Regions from separate parts of the Homo sapiens genome. Here region 1 is linked to region 2. A link is an interaction called in ENCODE POLR2A ChIA-PET data of the cell type or tissue named here. Cell type or tissue: GM12878. All regions are shown on one strand. Each heading gives the region's core, and the rest is flanking DNA. Links, peaks and the distances in the headings are about the cores only.

Region 1 (7,740 bases), core at 1,566-6,565, 270 kb before region 2:
TCAGGTTGGTCTCAAACTCCTGGCCTTAAGTGATCCTCCCACTTTGGCATCCCAAAATGCTGGGATTACAGGTGTGAGCCACTCTGCCTGGCTGTTAATTCACTCTAAAACTAGACTACAGTACAGAATTATTATCCCCTCCCCAAATTGCCTTTAAGATTCAAGCCCCAGGTTGGGAACAGTGACTCATGCCTGTAATCCCAGCACTTTAGGAGGCCAGGGCAGGTGGATTGCTTGAGCCCAGGAGTTCGAGACCAGCCTGGGCAACATGGCAAAACCCTGTCCTGTCTCTACAAAAAAATTCAAAAATTAGCTGGGCATGGTGGCGTACCCTTTAGTCCCGGCTACTTGGGAGGCTTAGGTGGGAGGATCACTTGAGCCTGGGAGGTTGAGGTTACAGTGATCTGTAATCACACCACAGTACTCCAGCCTGAGTGACAGAGTGAGACTCCATCTCAAAAAAAAAGAAAAAAAAAAGTAACTTAAAATTAAAAAAAAAAAAAAGATTCAGGCCCCATCTAGTAGAACTAGACAGAGAAGCCACTCTAGAGATTAAATGAAAGAAAAGGCTAGACCCTATATGAAAGGAGGGGGGTAACGAAATTGAATAGACTGGCTAGGTGCAGTAGCTCACGGCTATAATCCCAGCACTTTGGGAGGCCGAGGCAGGCGGATCACCTGAGTTCGAGACTAGCGTGGCCAACATGGCGAAACCCCATCTCTACTAAAAATACAAAAATTAGCCAGACTCAGTGGTGTGCGCCTGTAATCCCAGCTATTTGGGAGGCTAAGACACGAGAATCCCTTGAACCCTGGAATCGGAGGTTGCAGTGAGCCGAGATCGCACCACTGCACTCCAGCCTGGGCAACAGAGCAAGACTCCATCTCAAAAAAAAAAGAAATTGAATAGACTGAGGGGAGCATGGGATATGAAGAGAAGAAAAGGAAAGATTCAAGCAACAGAGAGAGGTCACATTGGACTCCTAGAGTGCTGAGACCCAAGGCCTTGCACACACTGAAATGGCTGGAAATGAATCGACTAGAGTAGAGAAGTCACTCCTGAATTCCTTAGCCCTGCTTTAGAATTAGCCACTGAAACCCAGAGTAAACAACTCTTCTAGTTCTGATCGTGTAACTTGGCTAACAGTAAGTCCATTTACTTATGGATAGTATATTCATTTCCTAGGGCTGCCATAACTAAATACCACAGACTAGGTGGTTTAAACAACAAACATGTATTTTCTTGGAGCCTGGAGGCTAGAAATCTAAGATCAAAGTATCAGCAGGGTGGGTTTCCTCTGAGGCCTCTGTCCTCAGCTAGGGCTTCCCTCTGTGTGTGTCTGTATCCTAATCTCCTCTTTTTATAAAGACACTAGTCATCTTGGATTAGACCCACACATAAAACCTCATCTTACCTTAATTAATTCTTTAAAGGTTGTATCTCCAAATACAGACACATTCTGGAGTACTGGGAATTAGGACTTCGACATATGAATTTGAGATTGGAGGGACATAATTCAGCCCATAACAGAGTCTTCCTTTTCATGATAAGGGTAATAGTCCTAAGATTATATATGTGAAGGGCCTGGGCCTCAGTAGTTCCAATAAAAGGGAAGTAATACTGTTTCATTGTTAACCCACTATGGGATCATAAATTCCCTGAGGCTGGGGATTATGTTTGTGTACTTCTTTGTGACCTGCAGGGCCCAACATTGTATCATATAGTCGGCACTCAAAAAATGCAGCACTCACACTCTGGATGTTGTAGGAAAAAAATTACAGTGCTGTGGTTAAGAGCATGGCCTTTAAATTCAAGCACACTCAAGCTCAAATTCTTTTTTTTTTTTTTTTTTTTTGAGACAAAGTCACTCACTCTGTCACCCAGGCTGGAGTGCAGTGGTGCAATCTCGGCTCACCACAACCTCTGCCTCCCAGGTTCAAGTGATTCTCCTGCCTCAGCCTCCCAGGTAGCTGGGATTACAGGCATGCGCCACCATGCCCGGCTAATTTTGTATTTTTAATAGCGAGGGGGTTTCTCCATGTTGGTCAGGCTGGTCTCAAACTTCCAACCTCAGGTGATCTGCCCACCTCGGCTTCCCAAAGTGCTGGGATTACAGGCGTGAGCCACCGCACCTGGCCAGTAACTTGAGTTTTTAATATCTACCTCTATTCATTTCCTATTGCCACTACAACAAATTACCACGAACTTAATGGCTTAAAACAAGGCAAATTTATTATTTTACAGTTCTGGAGGTCAGATGAAATTAGTCTCACTGGTCCAAAATCAATATGTCTGCAGGTCCGTGTTCCTTCTGGAGGAGAATCCATGTTCTTGCTACCAGAGGCCACCTGTATTCCTTGGCCCATGGGCCCCTCTCATCTTGAAATTCAGCAACGATTGCATTGCTCCAACCTCTGCTTCTGTCATCACATCTCCTTCTCTGCCTCTGACTCTCCTCCCTCCCTCTTTCACTTACAAGAACCCTTGTGATTACCTTGGGACCATCCAGGATAATCTCCCCTTCTCAAGGCCAGATGATTAACAACACTCATTCCATCTGTAAGCTTAATTCCTCTTTGCCATATAACCTAACATATCCACAAGTGCTAGGGAATAAGATATGGACATCATTCCAGGGGATCATTATTTTACCTATTATACTACCTCTCAGAATTGTTGTGAAGGCCAAATGAAATAAACTATGCAAAGGTAAGGGGTGATTATTCAGCACAGTGCATAATCAATAATTATAGCTACTATTTCTGAGTTACATAATGTTCTTTACTTCCTAAGAATTCATTCTGTGAAATTACTCCTTGAAGGTTGGTATCATTTAGAACATTATAGGCCTGCGAAAATGAGAGTTACTTTGAAATTCAGACAGAATTTGTCTTTGTGTACTGATGTCTGGAATCGTAGCATCTTCAAGCAAACAGATGTTATGGATCATCAAAGCCAGCTCTCTAATTTTACCAAAGAGTTAACTGGGGCCTGGAGATGTCTATAAATGGCAGATCAAAAACTAAAACTTAGATTTGCTGTATGACACATATATTCAATGGCTAATCACGAGGCATTATTTCAATACTTATCTTCTACCTTTTTCCTCCCCGTAATCCAGAAAGACTGGAATCTGCATGATGTTCAATTCTGTCAATAAAATCATAATTTCTTGCATTTTACGTAGCTTTGCTTTTCCAGTGAAGTCAAAGACCCTTATGAAGAACCTTCTCCTGGAAACGGGGTGCCTGGTTGTTCATGCATAGTGACCATTTGTTTTGTGGTCTGATCAGCAATATTTTCTTTGAGCTCCATCCCTCATCCTATTTCATATTAATATATTCAGTTCGTTACCCCCAACCTTCACCCAAAGGTGGCCACATGACCCATTGACCAATCAGAGACTTCCCTGGGATTTTTACTACAGCTATTAAAAATATTTCTTTTTTTCCTCAGATTGTAACATAGGGGCCACCAGCAGCCATCTCATTTATTGTATAGAATTAGAGAAGCATGATTAAATCATCTGTTCCCCTCAAAAGACCAAATATCTAGGGATTCTTATTTATAAGAACCCAAATAAATCTTTCTGTTCTTATTGCTTAAACTGGTTTCATTTGAATGCCTCCAATTTGTATGTCAGAGTCCCCACTAATGCAACTGATATCAATTAAAGTAAAAATGTAATCTTTAATAGAAAACAGCTTCTAAACTTGAAGATTCCAGTTTTTTATAAGTGATTCATGAAACAATACTGAAAGAATATAGGAAATCATTTATTTTTAAAACTTTTTTTAAACTTTAAGTGTGGTAATCCTTAGCAAACTAAAGAACTGGTTTTGTTTTGTTTTTTTTGTTTATTTGTTTGTTGAGATGGAGTCTTGCTCTGTTGTACAGGCTGGAGCACAGTGGTGCAATCTCGGCTCACTGCAATCTCCACCTCCTGGGTTCAAGTGATTCTCCTGCCTCAGCCTCCTGAGTAGCTGGATTACAGGTGCCGCCACCAGGCCCGGCAGTTTTTTTTTTTTTTTTTTCCAAGTAGAGATGAGGTTTCACTATGTTGGCTGGGCTGGTCTCAAACTACTTCCCTTAGGTGATCTGCCTGCCTTGGCCTCCCAAAGTGCTGGGATTACAGGCGTGAGCCACCGCACCCAGCCAAGAACTGTATTTTGATGTGAATGAAGCCTCTTAAATTGTATGACCTGGCCATATGAATATCCAATCAATTACTTTAAAAATATTTACTTTGCATGTACTCTAAAAACATTTACTCTGCAAAAATATTTATATGCCAAGCACAGCTAGGAGCAGGACAACAATCAAGACTCATTTTCTTTCTTCTTTTTACACAAGTCATTTATGCTCACTGTGGCAATTTAGAAAATACAGCCATGCAAAAAGAAAACTAAAATAATTTCTAGTCCAGTTACTTAGAGAGCTGTTATGACTATGCTGAGGTGCACTGACCCAGACACTTTTCCCTGTACATGTCATGATAAAAGCTATCACTTACTGTGCGCCTCATTCATGCCAAGAATTAGGTTCAATGCTTCATGTGGATGATTTAATTTGACCTCACGATAGTTCTATGAAGCAGTGACTCTTCATCATCCTAATGTTATGGCTTGAGAAGCTGAGATAAGTCAAAGTGAAGGAACTTGTACAAGATCACACAGCTAGTAAATAGTGGTGCTGGGACCGAATAAGGGTAATCCCACTTTTATTATTTTAATGCAAAAAATAGGATTGTACTCTTTCGTATCTGCTTTTTTTGTTCAAAAATGTATCCTGAGGATTGTTCCATGAAATAAACCTACCACTTTGTTGTTAAGCACTACAGTGAACACCAAGTCACTCAACCAAGTGCTCACTTTGGACGTTTAGGTCAGTTCTAATTTTCCCACAACTGTGATGCCCACAGTCCAGGATAGGCCTAGGAAAAGGGGAGAGTATTACGTCAAGGGAACACCTTGTGGGACAAAAGATTCTGAACAGGCCATGTACAGTGGCTCATGCCTGTAATCCCAGCACTTTGGGAGGCCGAGGCAGGTAGATCACCTGAGGTCAGGAGTTCGAGACCAGCCTTGGCCAACATGGCAAAACCCTGTCTCTACTAAGAATACAAAAATTAGCTGGGCATGGTGGGGCGTGTCTGTAATCCTGTAATCCTAGCTACTAGGGGGCCTGAGGCAGGAGGATTGCTTGAACCTGGGAGGCAAAGGTTGCAGTGAGCCGAAATCGTGCCACTGCACTCCAATCTGGGCAACAGAGCAAGACTCGGTCTCAAAAAAAAAAAAAAAAAAAAGAATCTGAACATCTGGGGCAGCCTGAGCCCCAGATCTTCCTCTGACACAGCCTACCCAAATGAAAAGGAACCAGAAAGACAATTCTTTCAAACCAGACAATTCTTTCAAATCAGAAAGACAAAACAAGGTTCTTAAACACTCCCCAAAAAATCACACAAGCTCCTCAGCAATGGATCCAAATTAAGAAGAAATCCATGAATCGCCAAAAAAAGAATTCAGAAGGTCGATTATTTAGCTAATCAAGGAGGCACCAGAGAAAAGTCAAGTCCAATTTAAGAAAATAAAAAAAATGATACAAGATATGAGGGGAGAAATCTTCAGTGAAATAGATAGCATAAATAAAAAACAACCATTCCCTAACCCCTGGCTAGGAGCTTCATCACCTGGGCTAACCACTTGGGGCACCAGCAGTATAGAGAGAGGTCACCCCACTACTCTACCCAGTACATTATACTATCTATATTTGTTCACATCTGTTGCTTTCTAAAGTTCGAGGCATTTCTTATTCATGTTGGAATCCCCAGTGCCGAGCACTGTGCCTGCCATATAGCTCAATAATTGCTGAATTAAAGGAAACTGAATTATTAATATTAATACCACCATTTGAGAAGTACTAGTCCAGTTGTCTGATACCAGATTAGGCGTTGAGAAGATTTTTCATAACATACAACTAGAAATATTTATATGATGCTTAGTATGGACCTGGAACCATTTTAAGAACTTTACACAAAGCAGCTCATTTACTTCTCAGTACAATACTAAGTAGGTACTATTACTATCCCAGGCCGGGCACGGTGGCTCACGTCTAATCCTAGCAATTTGGGAAGGCGAGGTGAGTGGATCACTTGAGGTCAGGAGTTCGAGACCAGCTTGGCCAACATGGCGAAGCCCCACCTCTACTAAAAATACAAAAATTAGCCAGGCGTTGTGGTGGGTGCCTGTAATCCCAGCTACTTGGGAGGCTGAGGCAGGAGAATCCTTGAACCTGGTAGGCGGAGGTGAGCCGAGTCTGGGCCACTGCACAGTCTGGGCAACAGAACAAGACTCTGTCTCAAAAAAAAAAAAATACCAAAAAAGAAGTAAGTACTATTACTATCCTCATTTGACAGATGGGGAAACTGAGGCCCAAAGAGGTTCAGTTATTTGTTCAAGATTGTGTAAGTAGTAAGGGTCAGAGGCAGGATTTGAACCCAGTCTCCAGAGTCTACCCTGCAGGCAAGACAAATGCCCACCTATTGTTGAGCTAGTAGGTTCTTTATTACAGACAAACCCTCAGAAGACCCTGTCTGTCTGCAGCACAACCAGGGCCACTGTCTTGCTCTGAGCCAGTGGTGTCCAGATTGGAACCATTGACACACAGTACAAAGACTCTGGCCCTGAAGGCAATGCCGAATTCTTCCTCTGCTAATTGCTCTCAGAGAAACTGTTTGCAGTTCTCATAGCAGCTCTCCTCACATGGAGCAAGCTCTGAATATCAACCACGTTTAGGAGCGAGGGATTGAAGCATATGTCAGAGCCAGAGAGAGAAACCAGTGACAGCCTTCTTCAGGGAAGGAGTGTGAGTTTTTTTTTGCAGACAGGGCTGCTTTTTAAGTGAACTTCTCCTCTTCGTTTTTGAGTCCACCTGTTACCAGACCAGATGGCCCCAGCTAGCCTTTTCTTTCATAAGCTTCAAATAAAATGCAGCACCCTCTGGGATTTAACCAAATTCCACCCACTGACACTAGCTCCCTCTTTACCCAGGTGCTTCACATTGAAGACTCTTAGAATCATAGAATTTGACACCTACACAATCCTGACATTTACGAATGGGAAAATGGAGGCCCACAATGGGTTCTCAGACTCTCACTGAGTCTATCAATACATACTTAATGTACAGAAGGAGCAGTATTGAAAATAATAATAATAAAATAAATAAATCCTTAATGGGCTCTCACTATGTACTAAGAATTCTGCTAGGTTTGTGGATACAGATGAACCAGGCAAATATGGTACCTGGCCCTTCACAGAGCTTACAGTCTAATGGCCAACCTAAATGTGATTATTCATTTTCACGGGGAGAAGTGCTTTGAAGAAGTTAGAGTGCATTGAGGGTGTGTTCCAAAAAGGTCTGACCTACTGGCAATCAGGGAAAGCTTCACCAAAGAGGTGAAGCTGCAACCAGCAGGAAAGAGTAGGTACTGGCTCAAAAAGGGAGAAGGGAACAGGTGCTCCAGAAGAGGGGACAGCTTTTGCAAAGAAGCCTGAAACCTGTAAGAAACTGGCAGAGCCACAAGGTGAAGAGAGGTACAAAGAGCAGCTACAGAGCGAGGCAGACACATAGGAGCTTGCTGGCCTTGGTGAGAGATGTGAACGTTCTCGGGGGATACTGAAATGATCCAAGCAGAGGAGTGACACAGTTGGATCTGCCTTTTGAAAAGACGCTTCTGGCTT
Region 2 (7,517 bases), core at 54-5,053:
CCCTGTCTTAAAATATTTCTATTAGCTCTCATAACCCCTAATATAATGAGTACATCTGACACTAGTTAACAAATGTGACCCAAAGGAACAATGTATGCAGGCCAAGCCCTAATTTCCCATTACATTAAAAACACCCATGTTCACACCCCACATCCTGTACTTCCTGGCTTGACTTCATTTTAGGCCCTGGGTCTATGATACTTTGTATGCTTCTTTATGTACAGGACTTGAAAGCTGTTGGGTTTTTTTTCTTTTTTTGGACAGTGAGAGTGGTCTTATTTCTTCCCCTAGTTTAGGTCACAGCAGTTGAGTCAGGGTATCATGCTATCGCAGGGCACAAATTTCTATCATCATCCATAGATCACTGGATTAGTTGAAAAAGTCACTCAAATGCTGACCAGGAGCACATGAACTTCTGTTTATTTCGGACTTTCTGATAAATGGTGGCCAGGTACACAAGGTTGAATCTGTTAAAATTCACTCTAAAACACAATTTGTCAAAAGGAATTAAAAATAGCAGAAAAAAAGTCCATTTAAACCACACACCCAAATCGACTGTTAGTGTGGACTCTCAGTTCTAAATAGTAAAGAAAAAATAACTGCCATTCCCACAGGTTTCTGTGTTCCCATCTTTCCTAATGACCTTTCCTATGACATCCTTCATGCAATAAATACAGCTCAACCTTTCAGCCAAAACCCTGTAGTTCTAGGCTCTTTCATGATAATGATGAAGTGCTCGCTGCTGCGGATGGGCAGATAGAGGACAAATCTCAACATGCCCTGACATGGGAACAGTTAAAAAGGAAATGTGTCCAGAAAGGCTAACATGTTTTGAAATATACTTTAGAAACCTGATGCCTGCAAGCTCAATTGTTAAAACTGAATCATGGGATTCTCAGAGAACCTATGGAACCCCTACATAGAAGGGAGGGTTTTCTGGGTATACTTTAGAAGTCAACATCAGGAATGGTATATCAATTTCTCAAATATCCAAAAAAGGCCAGCTTGGAAATGCTGCAGGTTTAGCACCTAGAAGTCACGATTTTCATTCCGTTAAGCTGTTTGAGTAATAGAGAGTCCAAATGTCAGTGGGGCTTCCACATCAGTCACCTGCAGTCCCGCATTTGTACACAATACAGAGAAACTCAGCAGAGGCCCGCAGGCACATTTTTGGTTTGTGTAATTTTCCTTATTTTAAACCAACATTATTAACCACCCTTCTGCTAAATCAGTGACAAAAGAGAAAAAGGTATTTCCTTGATTAAGTAAAAATACATGTTTGTTTTTTTGGGTTTTTTTTTTTTGGTCCTAGATAGGCTTAGTTGTACTATTCTTCAACCGGCCCTTTTCCCTCAAATGGGGAAAAATCAGAAACCAGAGAGGGAATGGCGTTTCCACTGTTTCTCTCTTTGTGACTTTCAGAACCAAGGTATTTAGTACTCGATGCTGTTGGGATTCACTTCTTAGCTTGGAGCAAGGAATCTTCATTCTGTGTGACCTAACAGTTCAGAAGCTCCTATCCCCTCATGAGATACCTTACGTGGAAGAGAAAGGTTGGAGTTCTGCATCGTAGTCAGCACTAGCAACCTGGGTCATTCATTTAAAGAACTATCTTTAATATTTACTCTCATGACTAATTGCCCATGTGCATGTGCCAAGGCAAAACACAAAAGTGACTGTTTCCAAATGACTGTCTTCTGCTTTTAATTCCTACTTGCCTTCAGTTCTAACACAAGGTCCATCCTCTTCTTTCCCAAAGGATTGATATCATTGAGGATCAGGGCTGTGATGATGTCAATGCCATTGGATTCATGGGTGGCTATGCAGTTCTGAGCAAAGACACACACAGACATTCACACAAACGCTGGTCATAAATCAGACGTCAAAGGCCAACAGGCTGAACTGCTATTTCAACACAATGCTTACCACTCCCAGTAATGTCTCTAGGGGAGAGCTGCAAATTTTCCGTGAGAAAGTGGTAAGAATAAAAGACAGATGAAAATCTCTAGTTTCAGAATTAACAGTAAACAGTAGGAAAGTCCCCATGCACTGTAACTGATAAATTGGTTGTGTCTAATCCAAATCATGCAGCACAGTTGGCTTTTGTTCTTAAGGGAAAATATGGTGTATGACTGATTCTGGGTTCTGAACCCTTTTTCCCCTTTCAAGGTGTGTTCCATTCTCTCTAAAGCACTCTTTTTGTATTTTGTACTTTAGCTTAAGGCTTAAGCTTGGAAAGCAAGTTTCCTGTTTAAGGCACACAATATCAAAATTAATCATCTGCCCCCAGGTAACATCTCCGTTTGCAGCACAATCCACTCTGATCTGTTCCTTTCAACAGGCCCCTATTTGGCAGAGAAGCAAACTTGAGGTAATAAGGAAATTCACTTAGATGTCAAATAAAGCCTTTCCCCAAGCCTGTTGTATTTTTTTTGTTCCTTTTCATTTTAACTAGGACTACACCATCTGCTTCATGAGGGAACCGGGAGAAGAAAGTGCATCTCACAAAATGCTATTCTCACATTCACAGACAACTGAGACCAGGTTTTTAATAGACAATGAGTTGTCTCTCATAAACCGTTCTCCTCTGAATGAAGGGCCTGGCTCCCCAAGTCACACAAGTAACCTTCCCTGGCTGCTGGGTTTAGCACTGACCATTTGAAGCCTTGGTCGTCTCTCTCCAGTTAGGATGAAGCTATAATTTGGTATTAAAAAACATACTTGGCTGGGCGCGGTGGCTCAAGCCTGTAATCCCAGCACTTTGGCAAGCCGAGGTGGGTGGATCACGAGGTCAGAAGTTCAAGACCAGCCTGGCCAATATGGTGAAACCCCATCTCTACTAAAAAAATACAAAAATTAGCCAGGCATGATGGCATGCACCTGTAGTCCCAGCTACTAGGGAGGCTGAGGCAGAAGAATCGCTTGAATCCAGGAGGCAGTGAGCCGAGATTGCACCACTGCACTCCAGCCTGGGCAACAGAGTGAGACTCCGTCTCCAAAAACAAACAAACAAAACATCATACTCAACCTAGCACAATGCAAAAACTCACAAAATCCTTAAGATGCCATGTATAAGCAATGACTCTACTCAAGACAAGAAGTTATTGGGTTGTACTCCCAAAATATTCTTCTTTGAGAGACCAAAGTCAAGACTATCTCATCTTTCTTTCCCCTGAATGTCCATGATGTTTAAATCTCAACTATAAAAATGTCCTTATATTACTTTCAAGCTGTCTCACGTGTAGTAATTTTCTTCTCTCTAGCTAGGCTTAAACCCCCTTCCAGTAGTCACTCTTTGAAATCCCCTAGTATTTAAAATAGGTCACTGTCTTTTGGTTCTCATTTCACTCCTGCCTTATTGCCTACTCCTAGAAATCAAGTTAAATAGTTGGACATTCAAACCAAATCAAATGAAGCCAAACCTAGCCAAGGAAAGAGACCATGGACTGTCCCTCCAATGTCCTTCATTAGGAAGGTTCTGAAGTATCATGAAACACCATGGCTATTTCTCAACTGCTGGAAGACAGCCTCCTGTCCTACTGACTCCCTAGGCCAACAGGCACAGGCTTCGTGATTTCTGAACTAGTCTCTATCAACATTTCCAAAATGGGACACTTTTTTTCCCCATCCCAAAACAGAAATTTAATTACCTGGTTCTCATGGCAAGGTCCTTGACAGTATTCGGTCAGACTTTCCAGGGTTTGGTTGATAAGCGCTACATTCTTTTCATTTATATACAAGCCCAGAAGACCAAGGCCTCCAGTTGTGCTTCCACAAATACAGTCCAGAAACTGCAGGGTCTCACATACCAAATTGTAGTTGGTCTTGTTATTTTGGCAACGGAGGAAGTTCTGCAATTGGGTAGTCCCCAGGTTCGGTGAGCAAAGGCAGAGGGAAGAGGGAAACGTTATTCATCCTGCCATTCTGATAGCCTCTAATAGGTTGGTAATTATACAGAGAGATGCCACGTGGGAGAGCATGGAAGAGTCAGTATGCCCCCCACCACCATGATGATAAACCCATGGACTTGGTGTATGGCAATGGCCCTCAACAATGCAACCTGCTCTCCAAGGTGTAAGTATATGGAATGCAGTGCAGTTGACTCCTATAATCTTTTTGAGTCCTCATTTCTCCATTCACTTCTTAACCCTTCCTCTCTCCTGCCCACCCCAGCTTCCATCAGGTGTTGAGTTCAGAGGCATCTGACATTTCCAAGGGCGGTGGTTTTGTTTAAAGATGATGGTTTGATCTGAGTGCTGAATGCCCGGAGCCCAGCACTAGGGACAGTTCACCATAAAATGGGGGTGTGATCAGCTGGCTTACTCCCAGTGCCATGTGGCAGGAGCCTGGATTACTTGTTTGGCCATTTCCACGATTAAAGGAAGGAGTGACAGTGAGTAAATGTGTGTGTGCTTGTGTGCATGTGCCTGAGCAGGTGTTCTCCAGGTGAGTTCTAAATGTAAACAAGAGGCACAGATAGGAGCAAGACACTTCCTCAACAAAATTTAAAAAGCCACATTCACCCAACTTGAGAAATAGAGTATTTTAATGAGGAGATTTTTGTCAGAGGCTCCAGTCATCTGTTCTTAAAAAGAAGCAAAAATTAATTATGTATGTTCTTTTCCTCAGTTACCAAAGCGACATGCTTACTGTAAAAAAAATGGGCAATAGGAAAAGATTAAATGGACATGATCTTTGACCCAGTAATTTCCACTTCTATGAAGTATTCACTTCTACTCACAAAGTATGTATTGGATGTCCACTATAGTACTGCTTGTGACAGTGAAGAACTGGAAACAACCTAATTGCGCACCAATTGAGGAGTAAATAAATTACAGTATATCTACATCATTTAATATTATAAATTAGAAACACCGAGTAGATCCCTATGTGCCAATATGGAAAGATCTCTATGACACACTGTCAAGTTTTTTCAAAAAGGCATATAGATTAATATGTAACAAATGTTCCCGTTCCAATATATAGAAAAAGGACTTGAGGATACAGTGTAAATCAACAACCAATTCTCTATGGATGAAAGAGAGGCAACTCTTGTAACTAAATACTTATTTTCATTTGGTCTTTATAAAAAGAACATATCCACACATTCCTTGTATAATTAAAACATTTGTAAATGCACAGGTTAAGAGCTGGTAACCAAGTTCAGTGCTTGACTCATCACCAAACTAACCACCTCCTTTCTCCCCACTACAACTTAACCCAAATCCCTTTTGCTCCATAACAAGTTCAGGTCCAGGTGGGAGGTGGAGGGAGAACAGATGATTTGGGACTGTGTGGGCTCGATTGTTTCTCTAAGGGAAACCAGAGGAGGATTTCACAGCCATTTCTGCCTTGCTCCAGCTCCTCAGGGAAGATACTACCTGTTTGAGGGGTTGGCTCAGCCCTGCTCTGTGCAGGGGCGCTGGAGGAGTGTTTGGGACAACTCTGGAGAGGTCCTGGCTGTCCATGGCTGAAATTCACAGCAAGGCTCTCCTGGCCCATCTGTCTGTCAAACTTCTGTTACTGCTCCCAGTGAATTTAAAAAGGCATATAGATTAATATGTAACAAATGTTCCCATTCGAATATATAGAAAAAGGACTTGAAGATACAGTCTAAACCAACAACCAAGTCTCTATGGATGAAAGAGAGGCAACTCTTATAACATCTGAGAGGCAACTCTTATAACACCTGTCTCTCAAACTTCTGTTACCACTCCCAATGAATTCATTTCATTTAATTGAGATTATTTCAACCAGTGTTTACAACACACTTCAAGCACTCCTCATTCTCTGCCTGGCCTCCAGGCTCCCACCAGGCAATGCCCTCTGCCTGTTGCTCTCGAGGCCTCCACCCTGAATGACTCCTCTTCCTTCAGGATGTGGTCTAAAGTCACTTCTAGGAAGCTCCTCCGACCCCTGAGCCCTACTCCAGTGAGATGGGAGCATCGCAAGTCGCCTCTTCCAGCCTTCCTCACTCCTGTGATGTGCGTACAGAGGGACCGATCAACTCACCAAGGACCACGTTGACAGCGCTGGGTGCCCAGCAGCTGGCACAGGGACTGGCACCTACCAGCTGCATTGTAAACACTGGATGAAATAATCTGAACTAAATGAAATGAATGGAGGGAAGAGGACTGGGAAGTCCTCAAGGCTAGCTGGGCCCACGTGTTTCAAACTCCCCATGAAGACAATGGCTGCCCATTCCTGAAAGCCTCTCCCATCTCTCATGGCTTTCAGAGTGTCTGGACAGAATCTGTCCCAGACTCAGATCCATTTCCTCTGGCCCTCTCCATAAACAGAGGCACACCACTCACTACGAGGCACAGGGAACTCCTTCTTAGAGAAGAGAACTCCCCTTCAGCATGTACCACCCTGCCTTGTCCAAGCTAGAGAAATCCTGCCCTTTTTGCAGTCTTCCTTGAAGAGCCTGGGACCAAGTTGAGATGGGTGGGTTAAGGAAATGGAAGACTTCAAGTCTGTGCTTAGACAGACTTTGGTGGAAAGAGATCAGGACCTGCATTCATTACCCCAGGGGAAAAGCAAAGCCAGCTTCTCAGGGGAGGGTCCCCAAACACATGCCAACTGGCTGAAGAGAGGTTTTTCCCATCACATTTCTGACCACTGTAAACAAGGCTTGCTTAAGGCAGCAACTGCCTGTTTGGCAAAGTGAGACTTGGTGACTTTATCTCTTCTGAACATTTACCAACAGGAAAGTTAAGGTTATAAATATGACAAGCAACTCCGGGCACGAGCCCAAAGGGTGCTGCTGCAAAAGGCCAGATTCCTTCTCCCTCTGTGCTGACTCTGAGCTGCTTTACACCAGGAAGCTGAACACTCTCTCCTTATGAGAATGCCTTCTCCTTCCCTCCGATCCAAGAGGAATCCCTGACCCAGTGACCCACCCCCTGTTCTGGGATATTGCCACAGAATGGCACTCAGAGTGGCTGAGTCCTGCTTAAAACTATTCTTTGGAGAAGTGGATTTCTACACACCATAATTTTATTGGAGGCAAGTCACCACCTGAGAGAATCTGATTTTGCAGGAGTTTTTAAGGATGATTCCAACCTCCATCCTTGTGAACCACTGGTCCAGATCACGGGCTTCTAACTGGGCCCTGCAGAACCCTGGGGGCTCCCTACAATTCCTCCCTACCATCCCAGGGGTCTCGTAGGTGAGGGAGCACTCTAGTTTCCACTCCGAACAGAGCAGCTTTGCTCTCCTCTGCTGTACTTAGTATATTTCAACAAAGGATCCCGTGCGCTCCCCCAAGCCAAAAAGTTTTAAAGCACTGAACTGGATAATCTTTATGATACCTTCAAACATTATGTTGCTAGGTCTTTTTTTTTTAAGTTAAAATATGTTAAAATATACTATACACCCCAACACCCCACAGCACTGTTTCCAACAGAGCAATGCACTGAGGAACGAGTTTTGGAAGGACTTCATTAAAAGGTGCTTCTGTCCATGGGGTTCCCAGGGCATTGATTCAACGGAGAATTCTGCAGAAAGCTAAGGTA

What was found. Peaks named below come from ENCODE experiments on the same cell type or tissue, not always from the same donor. Only the 100,000 strongest peaks of a DNase experiment are listed, where the experiment ranks them.
Region 1: POLR2A ChIA-PET joins it to region 2 with 5 read pairs; 4 of 35 experiments call an interaction of 5 or more read pairs at or near these places.

Annotation. Positions count from the first base shown.
Region 1 is chr3:5,039,481-5,047,220 of GRCh38, reverse strand. No RefSeq gene overlaps it. Among named protein-coding and RNA genes, the nearest start is that of BHLHE40-AS1, 63 kb to the right of the region's middle. In GM12878, for the core only: no CTCF peak of the experiment used is centred there; no DNase peak of the experiment used is centred there.
Region 2 is chr3:4,771,576-4,779,092 of GRCh38, reverse strand. It overlaps ITPR1 (inositol 1,4,5-trisphosphate receptor type 1), which reads right to left. Exons shown (of 62, transcript NM_001378452.1): 47 at 3,651-3,851; 48 at 1,719-1,829. Among named protein-coding and RNA genes, the nearest start is that of EGOT, 24 kb to the right of the region's middle. RefSeq lists an enhancer at 2,380-2,449. In GM12878, for the core only: no CTCF peak of the experiment used is centred there; DNase peaks (open chromatin) are centred at 1,982 and 2,482; H3K27ac peaks cover 4,409 bases.